Regions from separate parts of the Mus musculus genome. Here regions 2, 3, 4, 5 and 6 are each linked to region 1. Evidence: chromatin contacts called from ENCODE POLR2A ChIA-PET data. All regions are on one chromosome and are shown on one strand. The core of a region is the stretch at or near the end of the contact, and the rest is flanking DNA. Distances in the headings are between cores, read along the strand shown.

Evidence for each region. ChIA-PET counts read pairs that join two places held with the same protein, here RNA polymerase II (POLR2A).
Region 2: POLR2A ChIA-PET joins it to region 1 with 23 read pairs in embryonic stem cell. The contact joins the promoter of Kat2a here to the promoter of Acly in region 1. POLR2A ChIA-PET finds 5 or more read pairs at or near these places in 3 of 5 experiments (Patski and embryonic stem cell).
Region 3: POLR2A ChIA-PET joins it to region 1 with 36 read pairs in embryonic stem cell. The contact joins the promoter of Jup here to the promoter of Acly in region 1. POLR2A ChIA-PET finds 5 or more read pairs at or near these places in 4 of 5 experiments (Patski and embryonic stem cell).
Region 4: POLR2A ChIA-PET joins it to region 1 with 20 read pairs in embryonic stem cell. The contact joins the promoter of Hap1 here to the promoter of Acly in region 1. POLR2A ChIA-PET finds 5 or more read pairs at or near these places in 4 of 5 experiments (Patski and embryonic stem cell).
Region 5: POLR2A ChIA-PET joins it to region 1 with 57 read pairs in embryonic stem cell. The contact joins the promoter of Eif1 here to the promoter of Acly in region 1. POLR2A ChIA-PET finds 5 or more read pairs at or near these places in 4 of 5 experiments (Patski and embryonic stem cell).
Region 6: POLR2A ChIA-PET joins it to region 1 with 20 read pairs in embryonic stem cell. The contact joins the promoter of Rab5c here to the promoter of Acly in region 1. POLR2A ChIA-PET finds 5 or more read pairs at or near these places in 3 of 5 experiments (Patski and embryonic stem cell).

What each region holds. Positions count from the first base shown.
Region 1 is chr11:100,526,593-100,529,292 of GRCm38, reverse strand. Acly (ATP citrate lyase) reads left to right here and starts at 1,293. Exons shown (of 28, transcript NM_134037.3): 1 at 1,293-1,498.
Region 2 is chr11:100,711,163-100,713,862 of GRCm38, reverse strand. Kat2a (K(lysine) acetyltransferase 2A) reads left to right here and starts at 1,396. Exons shown (of 18, transcript NM_001038010.2): 1 at 1,396-1,782; 2 at 1,927-2,050; 3 at 2,385-2,530; 4 at 2,634-2,700. The coding sequence starts at 1,459.
Region 3 is chr11:100,396,458-100,399,157 of GRCm38, reverse strand. Jup (junction plakoglobin) reads left to right here and starts at 1,368. Exons shown (of 14, transcript NM_010593.2): 1 at 1,368-1,522. Gm12348 (predicted gene 12348) reads right to left here and starts at 1,042. Exons shown (of 4, transcript NR_132425.1): 1 at 1,021-1,042.
Region 4 is chr11:100,354,805-100,357,570 of GRCm38, reverse strand. It overlaps Hap1 (huntingtin-associated protein 1), which reads left to right and starts at 1,430. Exons shown (of 13, transcript NM_177981.2): 1 at 1,430-1,881. The coding sequence starts at 1,494.
Region 5 is chr11:100,318,622-100,321,321 of GRCm38, reverse strand. Eif1 (eukaryotic translation initiation factor 1) reads right to left here and starts at 1,373. Exons shown (of 4, transcript NM_011508.2): 1 at 1,162-1,373; 2 at 493-656; 3 at 273-374; 4 at 1-5. The coding sequence starts at 1,192.
Region 6 is chr11:100,736,897-100,739,596 of GRCm38, reverse strand. It overlaps Rab5c (RAB5C, member RAS oncogene family), which reads left to right and starts at 1,382. Exons shown (of 6, transcript NM_024456.5): 1 at 1,382-1,519.

The sequences.
Region 1 (2,700 bases), core at 44-2,543:
CACGCCTTTAATCAGGAGGCAGAGGCAGGCGGATTTCTGAGTTCGAGGCCAGCCTGGTCTACAAAATGAGTTCCAGGACAGCCAGGGCTACACAGAGAAACCCTGTCTCGTAAAAAACAAAACAACAACAACAAAAAAAAAACCCAAACAAACAAAAAAAGGAGCACACGCTGGTCAAGAATGGGTGTTACAAGTTCAGCCATCCAAAGACTGGCCGAAAAGGGCCTGGGAGTGGGGGGCCTTGGGAAAGTGTTTGCCCAGGAGAGTGTTGCAACATTGTTGCAGGGAGCTTTTGACCCAGGGTTTTTTGCCAGGGGCACAGCCATGCAGATTCTCTGCACCCTGGGCTGACGCATCACCTGAGCTGATTAAAGGATGATTCTGGCCTCCTTCCTAGAGCTGGAAAATTGTTAGTTTCTGGGTCCATCTGGGAAGACATACTGGGACTAGGGGACAAGCAAGAGAGGCTTCCACTCCAGGGAAGCAGTGAATTCCTGATTTCCAGGACCTTATGATTTATCTATTCTGCCCCAGAAGTTCTCGGGTACCTGTTAGACTGGGCGCTCCAGTTTTGGGTTTGGAAAATATGTTCTATCTTTCGCAAGTAACAGAAAAGAGGAGGTTGTTCATTGCTTTCGGTGTCTTAGTTTGAGGTTGGGGGAGGGAGCAAGAGGTTGGGCAGGGATGGCCCCAGTCCTAAGTTTTAATCTCAGATAAATGATCAGCTCCGCCCAGATCCGCGCTCAGGTGAGCCTGTAAGAGGACTCGCGTTGGGACTGGCGTCCTTCTGGCCTCACTAGTTTACCCCTTCCTCCAATCTATGTCCTAGGTCGGACAGTCTGATTGTGTAGCGTGGTCGTGTAGACTGGCTCTGGTAAATTCCCTGGGGAGGGTTCCAGGAGCGGAGAGGCGACACGTGTGAAAGGAAAGCAGACGTAGCTTTTCAAAAGCAGGTCTAACGCACTGGGTTTGGTGTGGCGGCTTACAAGAGCCTGGGATAAGAACGTCAGTTGCTCTCCTGGGAGGGAGGAAGAGGACGCCAGGTCCAGGGAGAAGTGCTATAGCCTTTTGGGCCAACAACCCCCTCCCTCAGCTACCCAACCCGGCGGCTGGCCGGCCCAGCCCCTGAAACGATCAGGCCACAGCCCCCAGCCTCGTAGGTTCTCCTCCTAGAGCCGCCCGGCCCATCTCCCCATCCTAGGCCCCGCCCACGGCCCCGCCCACGTCCGGGACTACAAGTCCCATCAGCCCCAGGTCAGGCCTGAGGGCGGGGCCACCACAGCAGCGAATGGGGAGGAGCCTAGAGCTCAGGCTAGGGAACGCGTGTGCCCAATCGCCGGGCTGCTTAGCCTGTGAGCTGATGGGGGGCGGGGAGGAGCCCACTTGGGCCGGAACAAAAGCCGGATCCCCGGCTGCTGCAGGCGGCTGGAGCGATCCGAAGAGTTGGGGTGAGCTGGTGCTTACGGACAGAGAGCCACACTCAGGCTTTCTCGAAGAGGTGAGTACGGCAGTCGTAGGCGCGGGTGCGACCCCCCAGTACCCACTAAGCTTCCTGCTTCCCTCCCCCAACCCGGAACCACCTCCGGGCTCCCTGGCTGGGCGCTCCCGCGCGCTCCCTGCACCTGCTCGGAAGTTTTGTGCGGGTCTAAGCTTTATAGTAGTCTTCTCCCCAGCCGCGGGCCGCATGTCTACACCCTCCCAATCCTATTCTAGTTCCTGGGAGTTTGCACATTGCTTGCCACCGACCTTACTTCTCCCTCCTCCGGATTGCCTTTGCGCGTCCTGCTTCTTCTCAGCTCCACCCAGGGCCAGCTCTCGAGTCTAGTCGGGCTTTTTTTGGGACACTTTTTTGGGCCCCATTCGGGTTCCCCACCGGATGCCGGGGCGGGTAGTAGAGATGGCGGTGGCTACTCTCTCCACGCCGGCCGCTCGCAAGCCGGACTCAAGCAGGCCTGTCCTGTTAGTTCTGTGGTGAATCCCTTAAGCTCTATGTCGAAGTGTAGGGAGCGGGCCCTGGCCACGCGGGGTCGTGCTGCTTCAGAGTGCCTGAGGCCTTGCTGCGAGGACTTGGCTCCGGAGCGACGGCGCTGGATGGGCTCTCCCTGCTAAGGAGCTCCCTACTGGTGTAGCCCCCAAACAACAGATGGTCGGAGTGCTCAGGAGTCTGGATGAGACAAGCACCTAGGGTGTGTGTATGTGCGCGGGCGCGCGTGTGTGCAAAGGATGCTACCTACCTCTACCTCCTGTCAGGCCTGGCAGAGGTCTGGTCCCCAAAGCTTGCTGCTTTCTTCAGTCTTGAAATTCTGCTATGAGGGATCCCTCCTGACATAATTTTGGAAAGGACAGCATAAGGCACTTTAGTCTGCCAGCCAACCCTGTCTGTCCCCGCTTTAACTTTGCTCAGCATGTCGGGTTTCTTTACTATCGAGAGATAACTGTCCTGGAAAGATCATTTCCACCTCTTAGAAAGCTGCTTAAACGCTCCCCTCTGCGGGGGGGGGGGGCAGTAAAAGGAGGCCTTGAAGACAGAGTAGCTGCTGTTTTTAATCTCTATTTAGACACTGTCTGCTGTAGCAGGGAATACTCGGAAGAGTTCTGTCCGTTCCTTTGCTATAGGGGATTGCTTGCTTGTCATCCCCTCCCCCTCCCCAGCCCTTAAAGTGAGAGTGTTTTGTCGACCCTCCTCAGTGGGTCCCAGAG
Region 2 (2,700 bases), core at 147-2,646, 180 kb before region 1:
CCACTCTTCCCATCCAGAAGGGCAAAAACACTCAAGTCGCTGTCTTATCTTCCTTGCAAGCGCTGCAGCTTTTGTCCAGAACCGGCTTCTGCTTCTCCCTGGGCCCTTCTCTCACATCAGAGGGCAGGAAGGAGGCTATGAAGGAACTGGATCACCTGAATGTGCGGGGTTACAGCTCCATCCTGGGAGCTGATGGGATTGAGCAACGGGGTTGAAAAGGTCTGGCTTGCTCTGCCCTGCCCTGCCCTGCCGGCCCTGCCCTACCCTGCCCTTTTAAGAATCGGGCCTGGGGCAAGGAAAATTGTTCTCTGGACTGAGCCAAAAGAGGGGGCCTTTCTGATCTTCCAGGAAGAACTATCCCTGACCTTTCACAGTCTACCTCTACAATGGGAAGAAACTGTCTATTTCTCTGGCTTTCCTCCACCCCCACCCCCCCATTAAGGAGTGGGCAGGGAAAAAGATGGAGGTAGGATGGAAGGGTATGAGGTCAGGAATCCTCTCCATCTTCAAAGCTGCCTAGGCGAGCCAGAAGAGGGGACCACCCCCTACCCTCCGCATCTTCAGTGTTGGTCTCTCTGGTTCTTTAGTTCTCAGCACACACAAACACACTCCCCCCCCCCTTTCCTGCCCACTCCCAACACACACACACACACACACACACGAATGCCCGTGCATGAACACACACATTCAACAGCAGCATGGCCCACAACTATGTCTCTTTGTTCTTTTGAAAATAAAACCGTTTCTGTTTAACAGCAACCCAAGTATAGAAAAAGCTGATTGTCACTGGGCAGTGATGGCGCATGCCTTTAATCCCAGCACTTGGGAAGCAGAGCCAGGCGGATTTCTGAGTTCGAGGTCAGCCTGGTCTACAGAATGAGTTCCAGGACAGCCAGGGCTTCACAGAGAAACCCTGTCTCAAAAAACAAAATAAAACAAAACAAAACAAAACCCAAAAACTGATTGTCAAAGTTAATTCATAAGTGTGAACACCACAGTACAAATAGTAGAATTAATGTTACATTTTATCTCTATTGTAGCTGCAAGCCTTAGCCGGCAGCCACAATAGGGCAGGCTTTTGCAATGTGGGAGCCAACCTCAGGCCCAGGCCTGTTCTTCCACCTATGGACTTTAAAAGGGCAGCATCCACAAATCCTCCAGACGGCCAGTGTTCTGGGGTGCCTCTTGTTCCCAAGAGGATAGTAATTGTCACTATCTCGGATGGCTTAAAAAAGATTAGAATGAAGTAATGGTCAAATCTAGGATGCTCAACCAAGCGACATTTGGTTGTCTGGAACCAAGAAAAAAAAAAGTATGGAAGGCCAAAGGATGGGAAGCGGCAAAGGAAGACTACGACTCCCATCGTGCGCCGGGGCCGTGACGCCTGCGCACTGTGCGCCGGTTGCCCATGCGGCCCTAGGGCTGGGAGCGCGGCGCCGCTCCGCTGCGGGGGAGGCCATGGCGGAACCTTCCCAGGCCCCAAACCCGGTCCCGGCAGCGCAGCCCCGGCCCCTTCACTCCCCAGCCCCTGCCCCAACTTCGACTCCTGCGCCCAGTCCGGCTTCAGCCTCCACTCCGGCTCCGACTCCGGCACCAGCCCCTGCCCCAGCTGCAGCCCCAGCTGGGAGCACAGGGAGTGGGGGCGCCGGGGTAGGAAGTGGGGGGGATCCGGCTCGACCTGGCCTGAGCCAGCAGCAGCGCGCTAGCCAGAGGAAGGCGCAAGTCCGGGGTCTGCCGCGTGCCAAGAAGCTTGAGAAACTAGGGGTCTTCTCAGCTTGCAAGGTGGGGGCGGGGCCTAGAGCAAAAGGGGCGGGGCTTGGGGCATCCAAGGTCTGGGGTAGGAATGGGGGGCGAAGCTCTAGCCATAGAGCCGCTCTTGCGCTTGGGATGCAGACAGCATCAGGGAACTGAACCTTCCCCCTCCAGGCCAATGAAACCTGCAAGTGTAATGGCTGGAAAAACCCCAAGCCCCCCACCGCACCCCGCATGGACCTCCAGCAGCCAGCTGCCAACCTGAGCGAGTTGTGCCGTAGCTGTGAGCACCCTTTGGGTAAGGCAGGCACCACCTTTGGAGCTGGGGCGGAGGGCAGGAGCCAGGTCCTGTTTGAACAGGGTGACATAAGTACCACAGAGCTTCTTGGAGACCTTCTAAGGAAATATTGGGTAGGGAATAAATGTGAATGTCCCATGGAAGGAAAAAAGGAGATCTGCCTTGGTAGCAGGTAGCTACCAAGGGCTGATGGGAGAACTGAGAACACTGGGTCTCCCTGTCTGTCAAGAATTGGAGAATCAAGGGTGTGTCACTGGCTAGTTAGAGGAGGTACAGGAATCAAGCCCCGTGGAGCTCTTCTGTTCTTCCCAGCCCTAATGTAACCATCTTGCAGCGGACCATGTGTCCCACCTGGAGAATGTGTCAGAGGACGAGATTAACCGGCTCTTGGGAATGGTAGTAGATGTAGAAAATCTGTTCATGTCTGTTCACAAGGAAGAGGACACAGACACCAAACAAGTCTATTTCTACCTCTTCAAGGTGAGTTCTCATGGAGTAAAGATGGTGAAGCTTTGGTGTGTGTTGGGGATCCTGCTCTCTGAGCTCTGCTACTCCTGTTTCTGCCCATCCCTCTTCCTTACAGCTCTTGCGGAAGTGCATTCTGCAGATGACACGGCCAGTGGTGGAGGGGTCTCTAGGCAGCCCCCCAT
Region 3 (2,700 bases), core at 119-2,618, 130 kb after region 1:
CACTGACCCTTCTGCTCTGGGACTTGAAAGAAGGTGTCGGCCCAGGCGTGGTGGCGCACGCCTTTAATCCCAGCACTCGGGAGGCAGAGGCAGGTGGATTTCTGGGTTCGAGGCCAGCCTGGTCTACAAAGTGAGTTCCAGGATAGCCAGGGCTATACAGAGAAACTCTGTCTGGAAAAACAAAAACAAAAACAAAAACAAAAAAAAAAAAAAAAGAAAGAAGGTGTCGGAGTTTAGAGTGTACCATATTTCCTAGTCTTGTGATCTCTTTGGAGCGTAGTTTTAAAATCGCATTACATTTTATTTACTTTTATGTGTGTGGCACTTGTGCCAAGGCGGGAGATCAGAGGACAGAGGACAACCTGTGAGACTTGGCTGTTGTCTCCCTCCATGAGGTATCAGACTCGGGTGGTCACATCTGCACAACTGAGGCACCACACAAGCCCATTAAAAATATTCTTTTAACATGGATCATTTCGATCCCACTTTGAAGACCAGGCTGGCCTCTTAACTCACAGAGATCTGCCTGCCTCTGCCTCCTCGAGTGCCACCACTGCCTGGCTGCTCCAGCACTTTTTAAGAACTGTCTCGAACTGAGACAGTTTAAATACTGACATTCCTCAGCTGTTTAAGTGCTACTACAAAGCTTATTTCATTTAATCTCTCCAACCTAAGATAGATAAAGCTAATGAACCCACTTTACAGAAGAGATACAGGGTGAAAGGTACACTAACTAGCCTAAGGTCATACAAAGATTAAGGGGAGAACCCAAACCCAGGCCTGCTAATTCTAAACAGAAGGGATCAGGGAACACTCCATCTTTTGTAGGGGGGAGAAAATCCCAACCCAGCACAAAGCCTATGAAATGCTTTACAAACATCTTATTACTACGTTGAGGCAAGAATGAATAAGCCTGACGCTGAGTTGGCTGGCTAGTGAAGGCGTCAGTCCTTTCCCATGCCTCCCCCTGACTCACCTGTTGGACAGGTAGGGGGGGAAGGGGAGAATAATGAGTCTTACCTGCTCAGGGCTAGGGTGGGGCAAGTCACGCCCCACCTGATCCATTGGCTTTTTCCTTAGTCTTACTGACAGCCCTCTGTCCAATCATAAAGAAGAAACTTTCTATTTGCCAATAGATGCAGAGTGAGGATGAGACCTCAAGTTGGCGTCCACCCCAGAGTCGAGTGGCAGTCCCTGGGGCCAATGGTGAGCGCATAAACAGAGGCGGCCGTGGTAGAGGTCCCGGCGCGAGGCTCCGCCCCTCGATGGGATAGTCAGGCTGGGCAGCCAGTGAGATAGCCTCAGAGGGTGGGAGTCTCCCTAGGGGGCGGAGCTTCGAGGGGGCGAGAGGTGTGGCTTGGCTGTCAGGTCCCTTTGCCTTTTGTTCGGTTACTGAGTTGCTGCCTTGGCCAGAGTCCGGAGCAGCCGCCGCCCGAGTGCGCCGAGCTCAGTTCGCTGCCCGCGCCGGCTCCCTCCCGGCCAGACCCGACCCCGATTCGGCTCAGCCCGGCTCCACGCTCAGGTACACCCGATCGGGGTACGAATCACTGTGGGAGAGTAGGGACAGCAAGCGGCCGGGAGGCTGGTTCCAGCGGTTTCAGGGCAGGTGAGGGCGGGTGTCAGGGAGCGCATCCTACACCAGCGACAGGGGGCGCGCTGGGGTCCGGGGCGCGGGACCCTTGGGACAAGCAATCTGGGTTGGAGCGCCCCTCCAGGCTCGGTGAACCGCAGGTCTGAGAAGGGTGGGGAGGAACTAGGGCAGGTGCCTCGGAGTTCGCGCCTCCCCCAGGGCCCCAGAGCTCGCCTAACACGGCGTCCCTGACTCTCCCCTGGAGCTGACCGAGCAGACTTTGACCCGCTCCGCCTGGTCCCGGAGCTCACGGTGACAGGAATTTACCGTTTGGGAAACTTGCTGCCTAGTCTCTTTGGGGCCACCCTCACCGCACCCCACGCGTCATCCTCGCTTTCTCTCCCTCCCTCCCTACTCCCCCAGGCCTGGGTGGGGCCCTATTGTCTGCGCCCAGCTTTCCAAACTGTGGGGGCCGAGTGCACATTTTCCCAGGGACGCAATTCCCACCTGCTGAGCAGAGCAGGTGAGCGCTTGGAAGACGGAGGCCCTGCCCTGCAGCTCCGAGCTGGACCTGTGGCGCCTCCCTCCGCTCTAGTGTACGCCGGTCAATGCCTTCTCCTACGGAGGTGGGATAGGGTGACTGGGGAACTGGTGAAGGGTCTGGGCTGAGTGCCCTACCGATGTCTGACACTGGTGGCTTGGCCTGGAGTCTGGGCCGGTAGAGAAAATTTAAGAAGCACTCGCCCAGTTTTTAGTAGCTGTGGTTTCCAGAGTGTTGATAGGGAAACAGCAATATCTTTTGATTTCTGCAACCCATTCTTGTTGAGAAATCACTCCAAACAAACTTTCCAGGAGAAAGTAACCATGGGAGCCTTTTCTAGGATTTTTCTAGTCTCCTTGTTGAGAGCTGATTCTAGGCTTGGTGGTACTTCTTGGAGGAAAACCCCTTCCCCCAGTCAGCTCCAAGCTGAACGTAGCCAGTGTGTGCGCTTTGACCCTGTTCTCCCTGCCCCCAACTCCATCCTGTTTGCCAGGCCCCTAAGGCCTGAGGTAGGGACCAATGGGGGTGGGGTGGGGGCGTTGCTGAAAGGGGAAGTGTCTTCTTCCTTCCCCCTCCTCCGGAGACCATC
Region 4 (2,766 bases), core at 181-2,680, 170 kb after region 1:
CAGGCATGGTAGTGGTGCCCAGATATACAAGCAAGCAAAACACTCATATGCACAAATAAAACTGTATGTCTGTGTGTGTGTATACATACATACATACATACATACATGTGTGTGCGCATGTGTAAACTGTCTCGGTCTGCGTGTAAACATAAAGGCTTGTGTTTGGATCCCTAGCATCCACATGAAGGTCTGGTATGGTGGCACCTGTCTGTAAACCCCGGGGCTGAGGGGTAGGGTGGAGTTAAGTGGATGTCTTGGGGAATCGCTGGCCAGACAGTCTAGTCAAAGTGCTGAACTCCAGATTCAGTGAGGAACCTTGTCTCAAAAAATAAGGTGGCAAGGGACGGACAACAACTGATGTTGACATGGACACCTTCATACACCAGATATAAAAAATAAATAAATAAATATTTTAAAAAACGTAAAGTCAATAGCCTTGTCCACTGGAGGATGGTGGAGAATGGAGAACATCAAGAACGATTTTGAGACTTGAGTCCATGAGTCATCCATCTCCCTTTAGCCTGTCTCCCAGTCTAAAAGCACAGAAATGGCTACTGCCCTCCCTAGCTCCCACCCCTTAAACCAGTTCATTCAGGACTGAGAGCCAGCTTCCAAAGTAGCCATTTTTCTGGGGAGCATACGTCCGTCCATGAGCTGAAGAGCACGGGTAAAGTCGTGGAGACCGACATCGATCAGTTCAGACCCTGGGATAACGGATGTTTTGGTGTGTGTGTGTGTGTGTGTGTGTGTGTGTGTGTGTGTGTGTACACGGGGATCTTGAAGAGTCGTCACAGCGAAACATTTAAGCAGGATCCCCTCCGAAGATGTTCTTTTTGGAATGTTTGAAGAACAGAACAGGTGCTTGCTTGGACTGTAGGGCTTGAGAATTAGGGTTGGAAATAAAGAACGAGTGAACGCACTAAGATGGAAGACGTCCAGGGGCGAGCGCGAGAGTGAGAGGGACCTGTGGATGACACGCAACACGTTGAAAGCCATACCGGAGTTTGGATTTCTCGCTTAGTCTACCTGGGAAGGCACAGGCGTACTGCCTCGATTCTCAGGTCACCTCGGTCTGTACACAATGTTGGGTAGGGCAACACAGAAAGCCCCTGGAAGCTGGGGTGGCGGGAGCGCGCGCGGGGGGCTGAAGGGGGGGTTGTTTCTAGGCAGAAGCTACGGGTCCCTCTACTCAAGTCCAGGGAAGCGGCGGCTTTGGACAGAACCATTCTCAGAAGATGGAAGGGAAGAGAAATCCATCACCGTGGACTCGACCCCACGGAATAAGCTAGGCACTAGTTCATCTCTTTCTTTCTTCTTCTTTTATTTACTTCCTATCTCGTCACCACTGGCTGCTTTCTTGCAGGATCCTGAGTCCTCGGCACCACTAACTGATCAACGGTCACCCCTAGCGCCACGCGTGGTACAGCCCAGTGGAGCCCGCTCCGAGCACAGGTTATAAAGCCCCGGCTGCGGCAGCGGACTGCGGAGTCAAGATGCGCCCGAAAGAGCAGGTGCAGAGCGGTGCGGGAGACGGGACAGGGTCGGGGGACCCAGCAGCAGGCACCCCCACGACCCAGCCTGCAGTTGGTCCCGCTCCGGAGCCCTCGGCGGAGCCCAAACCTGCTCCAGCGCAGGGAACCGGGTCCGGACAAAAATCAGGATCCCGAACCAAGACAGGAAGCTTTTGTCGGTCCATGATCATTGGTGATTCGGACGCACCATGGACCCGCTACGTATTCCAGGGGCCTTACGGTCCCCGGGCCACTGGCCTGGGCACTGGAAAGGCCGAGGGAATCTGGAAGACACCAGCCGCGTACATCGGCCGGAGGCCCGGCGTGTCCGGCCCTGAGCGTGCGGCGTTTATTCGAGAGCTGCAGGAAGGTAAACTGAGTCTCGGGGATCCCGCATTGGGCACTATTTGGGCATCTCCAGGTAGGAGGGGGTGCACCGACTCAGGCGCCCCGCCCCCTTGTGGCTCTTAGTTCCACCTTTCCACCACCCCCGCGAGACCACAGTCTGCGGTGCCGGTTTGGTTTCTCTTTCCCCATCTCCCCCCCCCCCTTTTCCGGTTTCCCGATTATTGTGGGTGCGTCAGGTCCAGAGCTCTCTCGCGCTCTCCGCCCGCCTCTTCGCGCCTGTTGCTGTGGCAGATCTGCGCACTCTCAGTGCCCCCTCCCCGTCTACCGCAGTGCCAGCAGAGGGGCGGGGGCTGCGGGTGCGCTTTGAGCCTGCGCTAGCCCGCAGGAACCAGCCTGCGTGGGTGGGTAGAGGTGTGTGTGTAGGGGAGCCTTTGACCACTACTTGTCCTCAGGGGGTCTGGGTCGTACTTTTCCGAAGCTGGAATGAAGAGGGAGGAGTGGGCGGGGCACTGGGCTTCTGTCCCTCCTCTTCTGGGCGGGGGCAATTTTAGGCTCAGGTGCCCGCTTCTGGGTGCTGAAGAAGTCTACTTGGCCCTCCTGTGACAAGCAACAGGTTTAGGATGGGTGACTGCATTTGTTTTTATGATCGAGGAGACTCCAGTGATGGCTAAGATGCCGATTGGGGGTGGGCATGATGAGCCCAGTATTTTCCCTGACTTCTTATCTCGAGGGGCCCAGAGACCCAGGGGTCTTGAGAGTCCAGTTCCTGAGCCCAGAGGATGGTTTTGCCTTTACAGCATCCAGGCCCCTCCTGAGAAAGCAGGAGTGGGGAGATCCGGAGCTGTGGAGAGGGTGTTAGGGCCAGATGGAGTGCAGTCTCACAATCTTTGTTGTGAGGGGTGTAGTG
Region 5 (2,700 bases), core at 124-2,623, 210 kb after region 1:
CCAATCTGCAAAAAGAGGACAAGGGAGAGGGACAGGTTACATGACGTCAACAGATTCTCCCATATACACCTTGCAAGGAGTCCCAATAAAGAAGAGTACTTCAGTCTATCCCAGTAGACACAATGGTTCAATTGACCACTGTTACTAAAACTTCCCTATGCCACCCCCAAGTACTGTTTGAAAGTGGGAATGTCTACATGTATTTAAAAGCTCAACTGTAAGGATTAGAAATTCAGGAAACCCATAATGCATTGAGGGCGGCCTAAACTCACCTCTATCAGGAACTGGCATATGTTCTTGCGCTGGTCACCCTGTAGCTGAATTACTTCTCCATATTCTGGATGCTCAATTACAGTACCATTGCAGGCAAATTTCTGCAAGGACAAAAGGATGCAGCATCTAAGAGGCCATGCCATCAACACGGACTCCCTTGACGTTTGCACCCTCTCCCTTGGTAGACCATACAACGTGCTCTCTCCACAGCAGACCCACCTTCTTAAACGCCTTCACTAGTTTCTTTTTATCGTAATCATCAGCGATCCCTTGGACAGTGGTAAGGGTCTTCCTGCCGTTTCTCTGTTGAATTCTTATATGGATATAATCCTCAGTGCCAGCAGGAAGCAGGTCATCACCCTTACTTGCATCAGCAAAGGGGTCTGTGAAGAAATAATCCGGAGGTGTCCTTTGTTGTCCCTCCGGGAACTGGCCAGTACTAGAGCTAGCTTTCTGCTCTAGGCCAGCCCTCCCGCCAAGGCTGATCACGTGCTGGAGAGACCTAGTGGGCAGGCAGCGCCCCACCCGGCTGATGCAACCTACCGGAAGCCAGGCTCCCGAGGCGGGGCCTTCCCTCCCAGCTCCGAGACAACGACGGTGACGTAGAGGACATGACGCAGGGGTGGCGGGAGGGGGCGGGTGTGGCTCGCCGAGAGGCAGGAGCCATTAGTAAATGCGCCACCCGAGACGCCGGGCCCGCCCAAGGGCTCACCTCCCACCCGTTTCTTCCGGGCACCCTCAGAGGTCGACCCTGGGCGCAGATCTCGGTTCCACGGGCATCACCACCCCTCCAGCCCGAGCTAAGATGGGCTCGCCGCGCTCGGCGGCTCTCCGAGCTCCGACCCCGCCACCCCCCCCCCAGGCCCGCGCGACCTTCCCCAGGCTCACCGAAAGAGTGGAGGTTCTGGATAGCGGACATACGATACGATTCCTTTTCCTCGGTGGAAACGGCCTGCGGAAGGCGGCTGCGGGAGAAGGCGGGCGGGGGGGACGGAGCGTCGGGAAGCGAGGGGGCTCGAGGGGGAGGCAGCTGAGTCCTCGGCGGCGGCTCAGTGACTGGGGCGGAGGGGCGGCGCCTGTATTCACTTATATAGCCGCCCCTGTGACGCCAGCGCGCTGCCCTCACGTCTCGGCCCCACCCATGGAGTCAAGCTCCCGGACGCCCGAGCGCTGCGGCTTCCTATTGGTCGGGGGGCGGAGTCAAGGCTTGACGCGTGCGCACTGGGTTTGGCCTGGAAAGGATGTTCTGTTGACTCAGGGAGGGGCGAGAGGGGGGAGGGAAAGCTTGGTCCGCCTGCGCGCTTGCGCAGTGGGCATGGTAGTTGTCTGAGCGGCCGCGAAAACTGGCGGAGGTTTCGAGCGCGCCTGCGCCTACCGCACGTTCTACCATCTTGACCCTGTTGGGGTCCTGGCACTAGCTCTGAGATGGGTCTTAGGGTGAGGATCGATTTGCTTTAAAGGGTAATTACGTGCGGGTCCTCCAAAATTCGACTGATCCAGCCACCCATCAACCTACCCTTCTCTGCACGTATTCACAGATATAGCCATTTAATCAGCATAAAATAACGTGATCAAAATTTGGACCTTATATAGGGTATCATTTGGATTAGCATGTTTTAAAATTGGTAACCAAAAATTATTATTTAGATTAATTCTTCTAAGGAAGGAAGTAGTCCCTTAGGTAGGAGTGGGGACCCCAGGAAAAAAATGTCCAAGCCTCACAGGATGCCTTTTGTCCTACAAGCCTGTGTGTGAGGTAAAGCCTTTGTAGAGTCTAGGTGAATATTTTTTTCAAAGCAGTTAACCTTTCTTTTTGTTTTTTCAAGACAGGGTTTTGGCTGTGCTGGAACTCTATAGACCAGGCTGGCCACATGGGGTCTGCTTTTGCCCCATGAGTGGTGGGATTAAAGGCAAGTGCCACCGCGCACACCTTTAATCCCAGCACTTGGGAAGCAGAGACAGGCGGATTTCCGAGTTCGAGGCTAGCCTGGTCTACAGAGTGAGTTCCAGGACAGCCAAGGTATACAGAGAAACCCTGTCTCGAAAAACCGAAAAAAAAAAAAAAAAAAAAAAAGAGACAGCCAAGTGTGATGTAACTGGGTTTGTGGGGGCCAATAGGAGAACCAGAGGCTGATAACTACTGTGTCAGACTTTATTCAAATGCTCCCCAAAGAGTGGGTGCTTTATATAAAATCTCTTAACTTAAAAATACTGCCAACTTCTAGGTATGGTGGTACATCCCAGCTCTCAGGAGAAGGAAGCCAGAGGAAAAAGTTCAAGGTCAAGTGAATTCAGTACTAGACTGGCTACTGTCTCTGAAGAACCAGAAAAATAGGCCGGGTGTGGTGGGGCACGCCTTTGATCTTAGCACTTGTGAGGCAGAGGCTGGCAGATAGATGCCTGCGAGTTTGAGACCCAGCAGATCTA
Region 6 (2,700 bases), core at 133-2,632, 210 kb before region 1:
GCCGGGCGTGGTGGCGCATGCCTTTAGTCCCAGCGCTAGGGAGGCAGAGGCAGGAGGATTTCTGAGTTCGAGGACAGCCTGGTCTACAAAGTGAGTTCCAGGACAGCTAGGGCTACACAGAGACACCCTGTCTCGAAAAACAAAAAACAAAAAACAAACAAACAAAAAGTGGTCCTAATTCATACAGAAGGAATTAGAAGCAACAGAAACAGAACTGACCTGTGGTAGAAGGGTTAGTGGTTTTCATCTATAGTGACGGGTAGAGAGAACACAGGTAGTCTTTGAAGGAGCGCTAATTCTGACTGGGGGCAGAGTGAGGGAGATGAGGGGGTCTGGTATATTTGGGAACAGAGCCTAAGAAAGAAAGCTTAGTCTGTCGTGGTGGTTGCACATGTGTTTAATCCCAGCACTCCAGAAGTAGAGGCAGGAGGATCTCTGTGAATTCAAATACAACCCATCTACAAAGTAAGTTCCAGGCCAATCAGGACTACATAGTGAGAGCCCATGTGAAAGGAAGAGAGAGTGAGAGCAACCCTTGGCAGCAGCAGGTCTCCTTTTCAACCATTTAGTATCCTCTAGACAACTCCTTCTTTTAAAAAAAAAAAATTACATTTCTTCAAGTATTTAGCGGGAGGGAGGGTGGATGGGTGGTTGTCAAAAGACAACTAGTGGGAGTCTGTCTTACTCCATGTGAGTCCTGGGCACGGCACTCAGTCAGGCTTGGCTGCAAGCATCTTCACCTGTCGAGCCGTTTCGCTAGCCCCCAGAGAGCCCATTCTATAGAGCTCTCAGAGATTTCATCACCTTTTTTTTTTCTTTCTTTTTTCTTTTTCTTTTCTTTTCTTTTTTTTTTTTTTTTTTAAGCCAGGATCTTACTACATAACCCTAGCTGTTACTCACAGAGATCTGCAAGCCTCTGCCTTCGGATCGAGCCATTACACCTGACTCCATCGCCTTTCCTATAATAGAATGTCCTCAACAATCAGCCTCCTGGGCGGGCTTGGCTTCTCCAAGTTGCCGAGGGCACACGACCGGTCTGCGCGGCTACGTGAACATCATATTTTTCCTTTCTCAATTCTGCATGAACAGCCCTCTGTCTGCTCTCTTGGAAAGCTCAGCCACACGCCTTCCCTCGCGGCACTTGGAACTGGCAGTGACGCGATAAGCAGGCCTGGACCGGCTCCGCCCCACCGGCAGCCGGTTCCACCCAAAACCCAAGTGCCAGGCAGCCCCCGGCTCCTCCCTGTGCGGAGAACTACAAGTCCCGCCATCCCTCGCGCGCACTCTCCCTCCTTTCCCGCGTTGATTGTGGGTAGGATCGGAGTGTCTCCCATTGGTCTGTTCTTTCTGTCAGTCACCTGGGAATATAGAGAGGCGGGGCAGAGCTGAAGATCCGGATCCGGAGCGGCTGAAAGGCGGAAGTGGAGGCCGGAGCCTGGGACACCGCCGGGGGTGGGGGGGAGAGGAGCGGAGTCTGTGGAAGCCCCGGCCCAAAGTAACGCTGCTGCCCGGAGCCGCGGTGAGTGTGCCTGTCCCAGGGCCAGTGTCTCACTTGTGTGGTAGCCTCCCTGGGGTACCCTTTCCTCCTGCCCAACCTTAGCTTAGGGGGACACTGACCCCTCCCCCGACCCGTAGCCCCCTCTTAGGGGCTCACCAGGGCGTCAGGCCAAAGGGGGAGCTCCTCTTTCCTTCGCTAACCTGTCCTTCGGGAGCCTTTGGGAGTCTTTTGAGGCTCTCCTCTGGCCTGTCCAGTCCACTTGTGGGAGAGAGGGACTCTTAAGTTCCGCTCCCCACCCCCTCAGCTTTCAAAATCAAAGAGTCTTTACCAGGTGCGAAGGAACCTGTCCCCCTTCTCTTTTAGAGGTGACGGAGAGTGCTGTCTCTCCTGGTTTTCCTTTCCTGTGTTCTACGCCTCCCACTCCCCAATCCCAACCAAAAACCCAGTTGTCCCCCTGCAGCCCTGAAATTATCTTTATCTCGATTTCCTTTCGGAGATGCGGGGATGGGGGGGGGGGGATGTCGGAATGAGAGTGTTGTACACGCACAGAAGTGTTTTTGCGCGCTTACAGTTCCTTACTTCCTCTTGAGCTTACGAGGACCTCAGCAGAGTTTGAATTCTGGGTCACTTAGACGGAATGGCAGCCTTCTCCTTGGACTGCACGTTATGCCCCCAGCCCTGTCTTAAGTTCTCTCAGTGTGTGTTCGTCTTCCTGCCTCTAAAGAATTTAGCTGAGCTCTGCTCAATCCTAGGGACAGATCACAGATCAGGGAGGATCTGCCCATTCATTATCTTCTGTCTCCCCTCCTCCTTCCCCCCTGCTTCAGGCCCAGCCCTGTCCTTCCAGAGCATGTGAGTGGTTTCCTTAGAGAGACTGCTGCCTGCTTATCTATAGGGGTGGAGAATAGACCAAATAGGAGTAGTGTGAAATTGAGGCACCATCTCTTAACCACCCTGAATCACACACCACTATACACTTGAGCAACAGGTCCATTCCTCACCAGAGTCTCCACTCCCCTCTTGGCTTGGACTTTTTCACAGAGCAGTTAGTCCACATCACCGTGGCAGGTATAGTTTTCGTCCGTAAAGGAATTGCTTATGTGTGCTGGAAAGTGCCAGTTCCCCTACTGTATTGACACAGGATTCTTGTGTTTTCCTTGGGACTTAAGTGTGTGAAATGGCTGGTATCTCTGACCAAGCTG